2 separate regions of the Homo sapiens genome follow, and region 2 is linked to region 1. Evidence: chromatin loops called from intact Hi-C (ENCODE). Cell type or tissue: heart right ventricle. All regions are shown on one strand.

Evidence for each region. Hi-C counts contacts between places; a loop is a spot of excess contacts. Peaks named below come from ENCODE experiments on the same cell type or tissue, not always from the same donor. Only the 100,000 strongest peaks of a DNase experiment are listed, where the experiment ranks them.
Region 2: it touches region 1 in a loop (2.2-fold over the local background); 22 of 110 quality-filtered maps call a loop at or near these places.

Annotation. Positions count from the first base shown.
Region 1 is chr15:69,724,509-69,732,508 of GRCh38, reverse strand. No RefSeq gene overlaps it. Among named protein-coding and RNA genes, the nearest start is that of LINC00593, 110 kb to the left of the region's middle. In heart right ventricle, a CTCF peak has its summit at 3,164 (motif pointing left); DNase peaks (open chromatin) are centred at 3,188, 6,198 and 6,446; H3K27me3 peaks cover 2,082 bases.
Region 2 is chr15:70,346,160-70,354,159 of GRCh38, reverse strand. No RefSeq gene overlaps it. Among named protein-coding and RNA genes, the nearest start is that of LINC02205, 160 kb to the left of the region's middle. In heart right ventricle, no CTCF peak of the experiment used is centred here; a DNase peak (open chromatin) is centred at 4,979; H3K27me3 peaks cover 2,359 bases.

The DNA of each region.
Region 1 (8,000 bases):
ACTGTTGAGTGTTCCCCTGACAGGATTTGTCTAAACTCTTGAAAACCAAGAGGTGAGTGGGATATGCCTGGGTCCCTTTGCAGTCCACATTTCCCACCAACATGGCAGTGGCCCTCCTGAGCTAGACCCTGCCTTGTTGCACGTGCACTGGGGCACCAGGGGTCCTATTGAGCAATGCCTTTGGCCAGGCCACTGGCTGATCTTTGGATTATCTGGCAGGCTTTAAACACATACTGTCTTGAGCTGCTCCAGATGTACTCAAGAGTGATATGTGGGTAGATGGGGACCTGGAGTCTGTGTTTTTTGTTTTGCTTTGGTGTTTTTTCTTTTGTTTTTTGTTTTTTGTTTTTGTTTTTTTTTTAGATGGAGTCTTGCTCTGGCACAATCTCAGCTCACTGCAAACTCCGCCTTCCAGGTTCAAGCGATTCTCCTGCCTCAGCTTGCCGAGTAGCTGGGATTACAGGTGCATGCCACCATGTCTGGCTAATTTTTGTATTTTTAGTAGAGACAGGGTTTCACTATTTTGGTCAGGGTATCTGTTTTTTTTAAATCTCCCCATGCTTGGGAACCTCTGCACACATTGGTATGATGCTCAGATGAAAGAATTGTCATACCTGTCAGTGTATGTATAGGTGAGTTAAGTGAGTCTCAGGGAGAAACTGTTGTTAGGCAATGAATTGCTGACAGAGCCAGGAGTGGAAGATGAGTTTCCTGTCTTTCTTGTCTCCCCCTCCTCCCCCGCCAGGACTGCACTGTTGCTCTGTAAGAGGTTTGGGAAAATCCATCCTTATGGACAATCTGAAACGGATGATGCCGGGCAGGAGCTTAGAGGTTATCTTTCCAACCCAGTGGTTCCCAGTTTCCCATGCAGTTGTGTCAGAGTTACTTGAGATGCTTTTTGCCACAAGGATTCCTATTCTCACCCTGTACCGACTGTATCAGCATTTAGGAGATGTGACCTTGGAATCTATGTTTTTAGAAGTATTTCTGGTGATTCTGATATCAGCCATGTTTGTAACCCATTGATCCAGCCCTCCCCAATTTACAGTTGATGAAACTGAGGCCCAGAGATAACTAATTTGCTTAAGATCCCCTAGCCTGGCAACCAAGTTTTCTGACTCGGTCTGGAGCTCTTACTACTTACCACCCCTAACTCATCGGAAAGCCCAGCCACACATAGAAGCAGGGGAGGGCATGGTCAACCGACAACAGCAAGATGGACCATTCTGTTTAAAAAGCTGCCTCAGTGAGACATCTAATTAGCTGACTGTAGCATGGTTTCCTTCCCCTGGTTATTGATGTCTCTTCTCTCTTCTCTTCCTGATGCTGCCCCTTGCTCATCCTAATGTGATCAATTACTCACAGGAATAAAGTAAGCACATAGCCTACAGTCTATTAGGTAATCGGTGGTGTGCCAGATGAAGGAGCCATCAGGCAAGACAGGCTGTCTGGAGCAAAGGCCAGCAGAAGGGACGATGCAGGCCCAGCGGGTGGAAGAGTCCCTGAGCAGGAAAAGCCCCAACCCTCCAAGCAATGGGTGAAACTGTCTGAGCCCTCAGGGACTGAATTCTCAGGCCAAGCTTGAAAACAACTTAGACAACTGCTGTTCTGCTCTGGCTACAGGAGACCTATTTCTGATCCTGTCAGAACTAGAGCCTGCCTCTCGGACCCTGACGTGCATTCCAGTCACCTGGGATCCTGTTAAAATAAAGGTTTTGATTCTGGGGGCCTCAGAGTCTGCATTTCTGACAAGTTCCCAGGTGATGCCAGTGCTGCTCGTCTGGAAAAACAAGGGCCTAGAGATCATTGTTTGCGGGTCCAGCTGAGTCACCTTTGTCTATTCAGATATTCTTTTCCCGTCCAGCCCCTTTGCATGTGCTATTTCCTCGTCTGCAATGCCCTTCCTCCTCGAATCAGAAAAGTCCTGTTCAGCATTCATGTTCTGGCTTCGGTGATGTCTGTTCTTTCAAGTCTCCACTGAGCCCCTCCTCTCCATAAGGACGCTCAGGGAAGATGATATCTTCACTGTATCCTGATCACATTTCATGTAACAGTACTCTTACTCTTTGGTAACAGGAGTTTGTCCACTGACAAGCTCTGTGGCCCAGCAGCTCTGTACAGTCCGCACAGAGTCTTTCATCCCTCCATCTCCCAGCGTGGCAGGGCTCTCTTATCTGCTTGGTGCTAGAGGGTCTGAGAACTTTTGAGAGATCTCCAAAAAAGTATGAGACCCAGAAACAAAATTATGAGATCCAAAACATCAAGGGAAAACTTTGCAATGGAAATTAGTAAAATTTTAATGGAATGTCTACAAAACAAAGTATTACATCAACCTCACTAATGGTTTCATTTAGTATTTATAAAAACTTCACTCTATCTGAAAACAATGTGCAAGTTAGATTTTCTTACTTCGCAAGAATTCCTGAGTACCCCTCATAATCGCTGAGAGATCAAACCGAAACAAGCATCAAATGAATGACGAGTAGCCAAATAATTTCAAAGCGAAGTTATAAAAAATAATTCCTGGCCGGGCGCGGTGGCTCACGCCTGTAATCCCAGCACTTTGGGAGGCCGAGGCGGGCGGATCACGAGGTCAGGAGATCGAGACCATCCTGGCTAACACGGAGAAACCCCATCTCTACTAAAAATACAAAAAATTAGCCGGGTGTGGTGGCGGGTGCCTCTAGTCCCAGCTACTGGGGAGGCTGAGGCAGGAGAATGGCGTGAACCCGGGAGGTGGAGCTTGCAGTGAGCCGAGATTGCGCCACTGCACTCCAGACTGGGTGACAGAGCGAGACTCCGTCTCAGAAAAAAAAAAAAATTCCTATAATTCTACAGAAAAAAATTATATTTAATATGTTGGATGTGTGTGAGGTGGAGCCTTCAATGCAAGTGTCTCCAGATAGAAGTCTAAAAACCATCTTGATGTCTGGCCCAGAGGAAGAACACACTGGATTTCTCCTGAATGAATGTGTGAGTGCTGGAAGGTATGAAGTGGAGGAAGGAACGAAAAACAGACAGGAGAGATACATAAAATGTAAGCCAAAGTTTTAGGTCATCAATAAAGGGAGTCCTTGTTAGCAAAAAACAAAACAAAACAAACAAACAAAAAAAACTACCAGGTTCCAGGCAGCCAAGAGAAACAGACGACATCGCCCCCTACTGGCTGGAGGAATTTTGGATTGCCCGCAGACTGCCTTCTTTTATTGATCTGTCATTGTTGTTTCTCTGACATTGAGAACTTCAAAGCCCCCTGGAACTGCCTCAACGAGAGAAATCGGTGGTCCCTGAGGATCAAGACCCTTCCTTTCCTCTGGAGGAAAGGGGGCTGGAGGGGAGCTTTATAACTCATTCTATGTCAGACATCTTGAAATGGATCTAAACCCATCTTGAACCTATTTCGACCTTCCTCTTGAACCACTTCTTGGTTAACATGTTCCATATGTTTCTTACTCTGATGGAAAATAGCCTTTACTTTTATTTCAAAGGGCATTGTTTAAAAGTCTGGGGACAGAGCTTTGTTCTTAGACAAACAAGATTTGGGAAGTTCTTCTAAGAAAGCAATCAGAGATAAACAGAAAGATTTATATACAAGATGTTCACTACAGCATTATTTATAATGGTGAAAAATTGGAAACAGCTGAAATGCTCAACAATAAGGGGGTGTTTAAATAAATTATGATCTACCCACACAATAGAAGTTCATACAGCCATTAAAATTCATGTTTTTGAAGATTATTTCATGGAAATAGCCAACCTTCAATGAGCCCTTCTCAGGTAGTACTGTCAGTGTTTTACAGGTATCACTTCATTCCATGCTCACAACAACTCTGTGAAGAAAGCACTATTTGTATTATTTCCCTTTGACACACAAGGAAACTGAGGCACAGAAAAACCAAAGTCATACAGCTAGAGGTGTGCATTGATCTAGCACCCAGAGGCTGCACAGTTGTGCACTGCATGATGCTGCCTTTCTCTAACAGAGGTTCATTGAAATTCCGAGCACTTATGGGTATGCAATGGCACACAGAGTGGTTTAATGGACATTGAAGACTCAGAAGCAGGGAGGGTGGGAGAGGGGTAACAGATGAAAAATTACCTATTGGGTACAATGCGCACTATTCGGGTAACAAGTACACTAAAAGTCTAGACTTCACCACTGTGTGATTCATCCATGTAACCAAAAACTACTTGTACTCCTAAAGCTCCTGCAATTAAAAAAAATAATTAAACAAAAAGAAATTCAGACGGGCACAGTGGCTCATGCCTGTAATCCTAGCACTTTGAGAGGCTGAGGCAAGTGAATTGCTCGAGCCCAGGAGCTGGAGACCAGCCTGGGCAACATGGCGAAACCCCGTCTCCACCAAAAATACAAAAATTAGCCCAGCATGGTGGCACTCGCCTGTAGTCCCAGATAACTCAGGAAGCTGAAGTGGGAGGATGGCTTGAGCCCAGGAGGTGAAGGTTGCAGTGAGCCAAGATTGTGCCATTGCACCCCAGCCTGGCAACAGAGCCAAACCCTGGAAAGGGGAGGGGAGGGGAGGGGAGGGGAGGGGAGGGGAGGGGAGGGAAGGAAAGGGAAGGGAAGGGAAGGGAAGGGAAAAAGAAATTCTGAGCTTTGGGGGAAGAGAGGAAGAGCTCCTTCCTGGGTCCACTGCAAAGCTGTAGTGAAGGAGTACGGACCTTAGCTGCACCCTGAGGAATGATGAGGTCTTGGTCAGGTGTGAATACAAATACTCATGAGAAGCATTTTTAGAGGAGAAAAGAGCCCAAGTGAAATTGCAGAGGTGGCAATTTGTGGGGAGAGTTCAAAAACCACTGAGGAGGCAGGGTGGCTAGCATATCAGATGCATTATAATTATCCATGGAAAATCAGCAAATAAAGGAACTAGGGCGGAGCCCCTGCAGTGTGTGCCAATGCAGGGTCAGTAGTAATTAAAACCATTAACATCACAGAACTCACCCAGGCACCCTACTGAGTGCTTTCCGCAGGTGTCTCATTAAATTCTGGGGACCACAACCCTTCTTTGTACTGTCATTATTCCCATTTCACAGGTGAGAAAACAGACTTGGCGAGATCAAGTCATTTACCTCAGACCTCTACTGGCAAGTAACAGTGGCTGGAGTTGAAGTGGGTGGCGCAGAGGCCAGAGGCCCCATGACTTGCTGTGTCTCCAGGGAAGTGGGCTGCCAAGCACAAGAACAGGATCTGTGTTCATCCCCCAGCAGCCAATGCTGTTTTCTGTCCCAGCAGCTACAGCTGGCCTTCTCAGCTATTTAGGGAAAACGTTCTATATGAAAATGACTGCAGAGCCGCCTGGGTTTATGAGAACCCCCAGGAAGCCCAGCTTCTGGCAACACGTGAGAAGGGAAAGGGGAAAGAATCCTCCACATTTGGGGAAAACAACCAAATGACTCTGGTTCCTCGAGCTGGTGCTGTGTGCCATCTGAGGAGAATGGAGAAACAAAGGAACGCCGCAGGCCCACCCCAGAAGTTCCGGGCCCTCCCCTGCCCTCTGCTCTAGGCAGCTGGCTGCTTAAGGGTTGGCCTCTAGCCCCAGGGACTCAGCCTAGACTCAGCCCCTTCTTCCCCAGAGCTGCCACCTCCCCCAGGTCCCTGGGCTCTAAACCTGCTCCCCCAGGCCAGCAGCAAAGGGGCCATTCTTCCCATACCCCTCTTTACTGCATGCAAAGACAAGCGCCTCTCAGACCCTCTCTTTTCCTGGCTCTACCATCCACAAAGCAAAACATGGGGACTTTTCAGAGTTTCATTTTCACTGTCTCTGACTCCTTCCTGAAGAGGTGAATGGAGGCCCTGTGCATTCCAGCTCGCTACGGTGCACCTTGGGGGCGAGCTTACCCGGATGTCCCTTGACCAATTCTACCTGGCCAATAATACAAACAGTGCCAGGTAGGGTCAGGGACTACATAGAATAGACCACCTCTGGGGGCCAGTCCAGTGCCAGCGTCCCTCCTCTGAGAACCACCCTCCATCGTAACCCGCGGGGATGGGCTCTGGAGCCTTGCTGTAAAGGAGACCACCCCCTTTCTTGGCCACAGGGCTGAGGGCAGCAAGGGAGGGTGTCTGCCTTGAGGTGGCTGATCTGCTGCCTGGGCTCAGATGGTCAGACTCTCCCCAGGACATTGGAGCCATGACAGTTGAGGCTAGGGAGCTGGGGCCAGGCAGCTGTGCACCCCCTCTACACAGGGAAAGCTGGCTGGAAAATGGAGAGGAGAAAGAGGAAGAGAACCAGCAAGAGAGGGAGAGGGGCCATAGGCATGACTTTACAGTTCCTGATTCTAGTTCCTCAGAGGCGGGGCTGAATGTTTCACCCTTGAGTTTTGTGAAATACCACCATCTTCTTCCCATAAGGTCATTGTTTTGCTTGAGCAAAAAGGGCTGTTTCTCATGGCCACACGGGCTCCAGCTAGAACAACCCCAGTTAGGCCACCAGGGCCTGAGGAGCCTGTCCCTGCAGAGGGGCTGGTTGGAAGGCCTGGGCCCTGCAGCAACTTCTTTCTCAAGGCCCTGGGCTGTCCTGTCTGGAGCTAGGGAGGGCTGTGTTAGGGAAGAGTGCCCATCCCATCCCTGGGACCTCAATGGCACACTAGACTGTGGTGTCTGCTTTACATTGTCCCTGCAGTATGATAAACTCGACTTCACACAAGTACCTTTCATGTCAGTATCTAGGACTTCTGCAACCGCCTCTCCTTAGCCCACTATCACTGTCCTGGTGACAGAGCCCGACTAATCCTTTCTCTCATGCTTCTAATTCTTAAATGTCTCCCTGCTGCATATGAGATAGAGTCCAAGTTCCTAACTCAACATTCAAGGCCACTGTCGAGCCTCTGCAGCCTCATCACTCCCCATTTCACATTTCCTAGTTGAGTAGAACTGCTCCTGGTTCCCTTGTCCTTTGGTCCCCTCTACCTGGAATTCCCCTTGCTTCCTTCTTAGCCTTCTGAATTTCCACCTGCCTTGTGGGAAGGCCCCTAGTTCTGCTCTCATTGCTGCCAGGAAAACTCTAAACCTCCCAGGCAGAGCGAAGGGCTCCTCCTTTGGACTCCCACACCTCCCGGCCCCACTCAGCCTATCAGAGCTCAGAGTGACTAACAGCTTATTCTCTGTGTCTCCCCAGTGCCACGTTCAGTGTAAATTGGTCTCTATCCACCCACCCACCCCATCTTCTCACTATCTTTTCAACAAAGGATGTGATTTTCAACAGAATGCCCAGGTCACCTATTCCTATTTTAAAGGTGATGAAACCAAGGCTCAGAGAGGTTTGTAGTGACCCACAACCAGAGAGCTAGGCAGTGGTGGGCCTGAATTACAAGCCAGGACTGCCTGCTTCAAGCTCTGCCCTCTTTCTGCTCTACCCACTCTCTGGCAGGCAAACTCTGCCTTGACCCCAGTCTGTGCTGACATCATGATGGGTTCATTCAAATAGGAGTTTTCTATTTAGGGCCATCAACTTTTCTGAGCTCCAGTAAGACTTCCAATCTGCATCAACCAGGGTATCAAGGATTGGAATTCAGGCTCCCAGTGTTCACTGACGCCCCTGTGTGGGTGGATACTCTTGCTCAGAGGATTTCCCACCTCCATGCCTTTGTGCCTGCCATGCCTTCTTCCCATGCTCCCCAGGAGGACTCTGTTCCTTGTTCTTGCTCCTTCTTCGAGATCTGCCCCACGTGCTTCTATCTGAAGCTTTCCAGGAACCTCCCTGGGATCGCTGCTCATTGCCTTCTTGCTTTGTATGCATTGAACCTGGGTCTTTCTCTATTCAATAAATGGCTACCATGTTGGGCTTGTACCTATCCATTTGCTCCTGTCTCTCCCTTAATAGACAATAATTTCTATATAATTTAGCCCCTAGCCCAGAACTTCACTTAGAAGAGGTGCTTAATTAAGCTATGTTAGAAGGAAGTAGCATGGGGGAAAGAGGGAGGGAGAGACAATGATTGCAAAGCATTTCACACTGAGAAAACCCACAAGCCCCATG
Region 2 (8,000 bases), 620 kb before region 1:
AGCTGGGTCATCAAAAGCCTTCAAACCTGACTTCAGTCAATATTTCGATTGGCTGGGCTCCCTGGCATGACACAGCTAAGCCCCAGGTGTGGAGAACTGGCTTTCCAAGCTCCAGGAAAAACAAGGGTCTCTGTACTGAATTAAACCATCCCAGGGAAGCCCCATCCTGCAGTTCCACCCCCACACCCTTGTGAAGGAACAAACGAAGAACGTGGGAGTCCCGTCTGCCCTGGCTTGTCCCCTGAATGTCTCCTCGACACAAAGTGCAAAGCCAAAGCTCTGGCCCACAGCTAAGTAGTGGGGGGTCCAGGCCTCTGTGATCTGGCAAAGGTGCCAGGACAGTGCAGTCGGCCCCTGCAGCTACCCTGACGCGCACCAAGGTCCCCCAGCAGTGGAAGAGAGGAAAGGCCTCTCCAAAGAGTGGGGTGTTCATTGTATTTGCAGGGTGGCAGGGGTGCCAGCCTTGCCAAAGGACCCATGTGCAAGAAGAGAAAGTTGTGAGAACGGCGAGTGGGCGAGATGCACAGGGCAGAAGCTGTAACTTCTGGGGCTTCGTGCCCAGCCCGGGGCTGCCTAGCTCAGGTGTTTACCGTTCGCTGATCTTTGAGTGTCACCAAAATGCACCCTCATGGCTTGGAAGCTGCATCCTCTTGAGCCCTGCTGCTTGCATTCATCCTTGTTATAGGGTGGCGTCCCTCCCTCTCTCTTTCCCTCCCTCCTTCCTCCGTCTTTCCTACTCCCTGTCTTCCCTCCTTACTCCTTCTTTGAATTCCTTCCACATGCCCCTGCCCAGCTCCAGGAAAAGCCCTGCCCAAATGTGGAATGGCCACTGTCTTTCTTATGAATTAAGAAGTGCTGCTGGGGAATATTATTCAGCCCTGAAAAGAAATGAAGTACTAATACCTCCTACGATGTGGATGAACCTCGAAAATATTACATGGAGTGAAAGAAGCCAGACACAAAGATCACATTGTATGACTCCATCTAAATGAGATGTCCGCAATAGGCAAATCCACAGAGACAGAAAGCAGACTAGTGGTTGCAGGGGCTCGGGGAGGGCTCGGGGTTGCAGGGGCTCAGGGGGAATGGGGAAAGACCGTGTAATGAGTATGGAGTTTCCTTTGGGTGCAATGAAAATGTTCCGGAACTAGATAGAGGTGATGGTTGCACAACCCCATGAAGGCGCTCAATGCCACTGGACTGTACACTTTAAAATGGTTGATTTTATGTCCCGTGAATTTTACTTCAAGTACAGAAACAAACACAAGGAAGTACTGTGGACTCCCTTCCTCTCCTCTTGCATGTAATCAAGGCGCCTCCAGTGCCATGTTCCAGGAGCTCTTGAGCTTAGGAGAAAGTGTGCAGGGTCTCTGGAAGACTCAATACAGTACATATAAGTTTTGGGGGAGTGTCTTCCCTGCCCTCATGGACAATGCATCAGCCTGGAAGCCTTAGCCAGCCTGACTCTGAAGGAAAGTGTGAAGGGCAAAGGTATTGGAGAGTTAGGGGAAGGAGAAAAGGGGAAAGGTGAACCAAAGAGAGGAGAAAGGTGTGTGTGACAAGCATCTCTGCCCTGCAGGCCCTGGGCTGGGCATTTCATGTCCAGCAGCTCATTCCACTGCAGCCTTGCAGATGAGGAGGCCAGCTGAGCACTGGTTGTCCAAGGTTACTGACCAGGAATAGGTGGGCTGGCTCTGGAGTCTGTGCTTTCAAGCCTTGGCTCTACATACTAGGATCCTCGTGGATGGGCCTTTGGAAATGATGCTGTCTTGGGCCTGGTTAGCCCTGTGGGGGCTGCTTCCTCCCCTGTTCCTGGCCCCTGGCTCCAGTCTGTTCCCTATGTGCCCTTTAGACCCTGATGATGAGTTCCCCGGGCTGCTCTTGCCCACTGCACCCTAGAAAGCCAGCTCTCCCCTGTCTGTTCTCCAGGATTCAACATGTGGAGGAGGAGTCCAGGGTGGGGATGTTTAAGACAGCTGCCTCCTGCCTGTGCTGATTGTGTTCATCCAGCAGGTGATCCTGGTGCCTGAGCCCTGGCCTGGATGTCAGGAGAGTGAGGCAATTGCATCTAGTCATTCTTTTAACAAAGATGGATTGGATGCCTGCAATGTGCCAGGCACTGTGCTAGGTGTTAGGGATGCAGCAGGGAGCTCACGGCCTCCCACCTTCTAGTGGGGGAGGCAAATAATGGAGGCCCAAATAGATCATGCAAACCCCTCAGGTCAGGATAAGCACTGGGAAGAGAAATAAAGCAAGGGAGGGGGAAGAGAATGACAGTCAAGGGAGGGAGAGGAGAACTTTCAATGGTTCAGGGAAAGCCTTTCTGAGGAGGTGACATTTGTGCAGAGACCTGAATTAAACCCAGGGGAAGAGTGTTCCAGGCAGAAGAAACAGTAGGTGTGTGGTCTCTGAGTAGCCAATGAACTCAGTGGGTTCAAGGAACAGCCAGGAGGCCTGTGTGGCTGGAGGGCAGTGAGCAGGAGCTCGGACAGGCCAGAGTCACGTGTGGACCGAGGAGGAAAGCGGGTGTGTGGTTTGATTCTCACCCAATGAGGGGTCCTTCAGGGGGCTGAGTGGAGGAATGGCATTGGCCAGCTAATGGTTGACGAGGACAGGAGCTGCAGCTGTGAGGAGAGTCCCTTTCAGTGGCAAGAGGAGAAGCAGGGAGGCAGTGTTCTTTCCCAGACATTGCTTTAGCCCTTTGGGTTTGCAGCCTCTGAGGCTGGCCTGCTGGAGTAGAAGCCCTGCCCTGCCACTTACTTGCTGTGTGACCTTGAGCAAATTGCTTAACCTTTCTGTGTCTCTGTTTCCCCATCTAGAAACTTGAAAAAATAATCATACCTCTCTCGTAAGGTTGTTGTGAGGATGGGGTGGGAGAACAGTGGTAGGACATAGTGAGTACTCCATGCGTGTTAGCCATTATCACTACCTTATACTATCATTAGCAACTTAACATGGTCTCCCGGTGGGAGGACGAAGAGCTAGCAAGTGGCTGCCTCTCCTTCTGCTCCTCTCTGGGCCTCAGGGTCCTTATCTGCTAAGAAAGGATTCATGGCCAGGCACAGTGGCTCAGGCCTGTAATCCTAGCACTTCGGGAGGCCGAGGCGGGCAGATCATTTGAGGTCAGGAGTTTGAGACCAGCCTGACCAACATGGTGAGACTCTGTCTCTACTAAAAATACAAAAAAAAAAAAGTAGCTGGGTGTGGTGGTCCATGTCTGTAGTCCCAGCTACTCAGGAGGCTGCGACAGGAGAATTGCTTGAACCTGGGAGGTGGAGGTTGCAGTGAGCCAAGATCATCACTACACTCCAGCCTGGGCCACAGAGTGAGACTCTGTCTGAAAAAAAAAAAAAGAGGATTCATTAGCAGATCTTTAAAGACCTCTCCAACTCTCTAACATCTGAATAATTAGAACCAATACCCCTCGTACACAAAAACAAAAGCAAAACATTAAGCACCCCCAATGTGCCAATCTGCCAGGAGAGACCACATAGAATTGCATTCAATCTTTCCAGTAACTCAATGGGAGAATCTTGTCCATTTCATAAAGACCAGTGTTTCCATCTTTCTCTTTCTTTAGTCTGTATTATTTTTTCACCTGTTAGATAATACATTGGTGGAAGAATTTCCATTTTATTTTTATTTTATAAATTTTTAAATTTAAATGTAAAATTTAATTTTCCTGGATGTGTGTTCCATGTGCCTTTGGAAGCAAAGTTTCCTGAGGTGCTCACCATAATCTTTCCAATGGGGTTAGGATTTAGAAACACAGAGAATGGAAATAAAACCTAGTTCCTACCCCAAGACTAAGGCAAAACAAGTGTAAAGTTTTCTCTCCTTGGTCCAAGATCAATGGGAATTAATATGGAGTTTTTCAGAGGTCAGTCTTCTGGGGACCTCCTGGTGACCACTCAGCCCAATTTAGTGGTCGGCTGGACAAACACGGTTGTCACAAAGCCCGTGTCCATTTCACAAAGCCATGGAGTCACATGGCAAGTTGGGTATAAAAGAAGGCAGGAGATACAGAGCAGGAACATAGTTATAGCAGAGCTGAGAAGGAAGCAAAAAGAAGTGTGCACATACCTTGCTTAGACTTCCGGCTAGACACTGTGTTAGGTGTTTTTTTTTTTTAGTTTGTTTGTTTGTTGAGACAGAGTCTCGCTTTGTTGCCCAGGCTGGAGTGCAGTGGCGCAATCTTGGCTCACTGCAACCTCTGCCTCCCGGGTTCAAGTGATTCTCCTGCCTCAGCCTCCCGAGCAGCTGGGACTACAGGCGCCCGCCACTACGCCTGGCTAATTTTTAGTAGAGACGGGGTTTCACTGTGTTAGCCAGGATGGTCTCAATTTCCTGACCTCACGATCCGCCTGCCTCGCCTCCCGAAGTGCTGGGATTACAGGTGTGAGCCACCACGCCCGGCCAGGTGTTTTCACATGTACAAGCCAATGGATGAGAAAAGGCAGGATAGTAAACAGAAGACAGACCCAAATGTAGGCTGGTCATAAATCAGCTACTGGTTTCATAGCTCATTTAACAAACCTAGCCAAAATAGGTTGATGGATGGTTCCATTTCCACCTAGAGGGGGTCACTGGTAGCCTGCCTTCAAGGTCTGTGCTTGGCCCTGAACTCATCAGCACACTTGGATCAGCAGCCTGGTAGATGCAGACACAGAGGGCAGGTTGATCACAAAGCTGGGAGAGAGAGTGATCATTCAAGTGTTTCAGAGTGTCAGGCTGGGCGAGACCTTAGAGATCACCCCTTCCCACTCTACAAAGACACAGAACTTGTTCAAAGTCACACAGTCAGTTTGTGGCAGACCAGCCTAAGGGCAAATTTCTCCACCTCCCTGTGCTGTGCTGGCCAATTTAGGATTCACATGATCCTGGCAGGCCTGGGCCGGCGGCTGATTCTAGCAGGATACAGCCTACCAGGGATGAGTGAGTGTGCGCTTTGCATTTCAGGTTCAGAAAAATCGATTGCCTAAGTACAGGATGTGGGAGGCTGGCTTGCAGCCGGTCTTGTGCAAAAGACCGGGGGGAGTCTGTTGGCCACGAGATCAATAGAAGCCAGAGTGTGATGCAGCCGCTAAACAGGGAAGTCTCTCCTCTTCCACGGACTGGGCAGAGCCAACGCGTCCAGAGCCGGAAGAGTGACAGCCTTATTTTTGTCTGTGCTCATCGGCCACTTTCCAAGATTTTTATTTATTTCTAGGTGTCATAGATTAAAAAGCACATCAAGGTTTGAAGACTGTAGAGAGGAGAACGGCTGAGCTGTCAAGGGGTCTGGGGGAGCCTGTCAGAGACCTTATTAAGGTAGCAGAAGACCCTTAACTGGAAAAGAGGAGAAGGATAATGGCCTTCAGTTTATGAGGTGGTTGTCATGGAATAAAGGCAGAGGCTCGTCTAGGGGGCCCCAGAGGACAGAACTGGGACGCAAAGCAGTGTGGGGTGGATTACCAACTGTTTCCCATGGAATGCCAAGAAGACAGCGGGTACCCAAGAAAGGGTCCACAGTCAACCAAGAGTAGGAAATGTATATATGCTATTCTCTATCCCCTCTTGCAGATTCAAGGTGCATATTAGCACATACATATATGCTAATGTGTATAATATGTATATTATATACATATGTATTAGTAGGTACATTACAAGGGATGAAATCTAAAGGTGCAAAAGAGCTTGTCTGTGCTCAAGCCCCCTAAAAAACAGAGCTTAGATGCTATGACTTGATTAGAAGTGCAGTCCTAGGGAGAGGGTTAGGGAGTGGCCACAGAGGAGGAAGAGCCGACATGAGAATTTGACACTGAGCTGGCTGCCGCTAAGTGCAACTGATTGCTGGATCCCAAGGGACTGTTCCCTGAGAAGCCATATTAAACTGTGTTTCAGGGTTGCTATAGCAAAGGACAAGTGAGAAGAAATTTCCATCAGGTCCAGTCTCCAATTGGCTGAAGATTGGCTCCATGGAAGATAATTTTCCCTTGTGTCTGAGTTGGGCAATCGTGGGCACTAGGGGTGGTCCTGAAGTGGTAAGGTCCACAGAGATGCCCTGAAGGGGAAGCAAGAGGAAGTGCAAGAGCAGGATGGCACTTCTGTGAAGTGGGCTGATGCTCACACAGTGCTGTCACTGCTTGAGGCTGGAAGAAGAGACAGGTAAGGTGGAAAGGACGGGCTAGGTCTGCTATGAGTTGTGATTTACATGCAGCAGAAAGTAAGTCTCCTTCCCTCTCCTGTCCCACCACCCAGGTCCCCGCATCAGAGGAACACATTGTTTTCTTGGGAAGCCTTCAAGAGACAGTCATGCATGGGTGAGCCTATACGCATATAAATATATGACATAGGTAATTATATATGCACATATTTTCATAGAATGGGAGCATACTATACTGCATAGCACTTTTTTACATAACAATGTATCTTGGCACTCTTTCCTTATCAGTACACATAGAGCCGTCTCATGCATTTGAATGACCATATAGCACTTCATCCAGCTGATGTACCATAATTTATTTAAATGTCCTATAATGCACATTTAGGATGCTTCTAATCTCTTGCTATTGCAATCATCATGGCGGTAAATACTCTTGTACACAAGTCATTTTGCAATCCTAGGAGGTTATCTCTAAGGCAGAAAACCTAGAAATGGAATGTTGGGTCAAAGGGAATATGCATTCTCAGTTTTGATCAATGTTGCCAAATTGCCTTCCAGGGTAGTTGTGCCAGATTCCCTCCCACCAGCAATTTAGGCGCAAGCCTGTTTCCCTCTGTCCTTACCAGCACAATGCATTATCACACTTTTGTTCTTTGCCAATGTAAAAGGTAGAAAATTATATTTCACTGTGATTTTAATTTTCATGTGTTAAGTCATAGTGAGAATGAGCCTTTTTTCTTCCAGTATTTACATTTTTTTACATTTACATATAATGCCATTTACATTTTATTTTCTGTGAACTGTCTATAACTTTTGCTCATTCTTCTTTATCTATCTTCTATCTATCTTCCTATCAAGAGATTATATATTTGCTTAAACAAAATATTATTGTATATGTTTAAGGCTTTATATAAATGGTATTGAACTATATATATAGTTCTATAACTGATATTATTTTATTCAACATTTTTCGAAGTCCTCAGCATTGTTTTTGAAATGTGTCCATGTTACAATAGCTACAGTTTGTTAATTTTCAATGCTGTAACATATTTTATTGTATGAATATGCCACAATTTACCCTTTCTCCTGTTGATGGCTTTGTGGGTCACCTTCAAATTTTTGTTATTACAATGTGGCTAGGAACATTCTAGTACATATCTCCTAGTGCACATGGGCAAAAACTTCTAAAGCAGAGTATATATAGCCAGGGCTGGAATTGCTGGGTCATAGGTTGTATGCATCTTCAGGGAACAAGATAATACACTTTTGCCCATTTAAAAAATATAGGCTGGGCACAGTGGCTCACACCTGTAATCCCAGCACTTTGGGAAGCTGAGGTGGGTGGATCACTTGAGGTCAGGAGTTCGAGACCAACCCGGCCAACATGGTGAAACCCCGTCTCTACTAAAAATATAAAAATTAGCTGGGTGTGGTGGCAGTCACCTGTAATCCCAGCTACTCAGGAGGCTAAGCACAAGAATCGCTTGAACCTGGGAGGTGGAGGGTGCAGTGAGCCAAGATCATGCCACTGCACTCCAGCCTGGGCGACAGAGCAAGACTTAGTCTCAAAAAAAAAAAAAAAAAATAGATTGCTGGTCTTGTTATTGATTGTAGGGTCTCTTCATGTATGGAAGCATTTGCACTTTGTGATATGGGCATATTAGTGTTTAGATGCTCAGAAAAGCCCTGCAGCAAAGAAATCTTTTTTTTTTTTTTTTTTTTTTGAGACAGAGTCTCACTCTGTTGCCCGGGCTGGAGTGCAATGGCGTGATCTCCGCTCGCTGCAACCTCCTCCTCCTGGTTTCAAGCAATTCCCTGCCTCAGCCTCCTGAGTAGCTGGGACTACAGGCGCCCG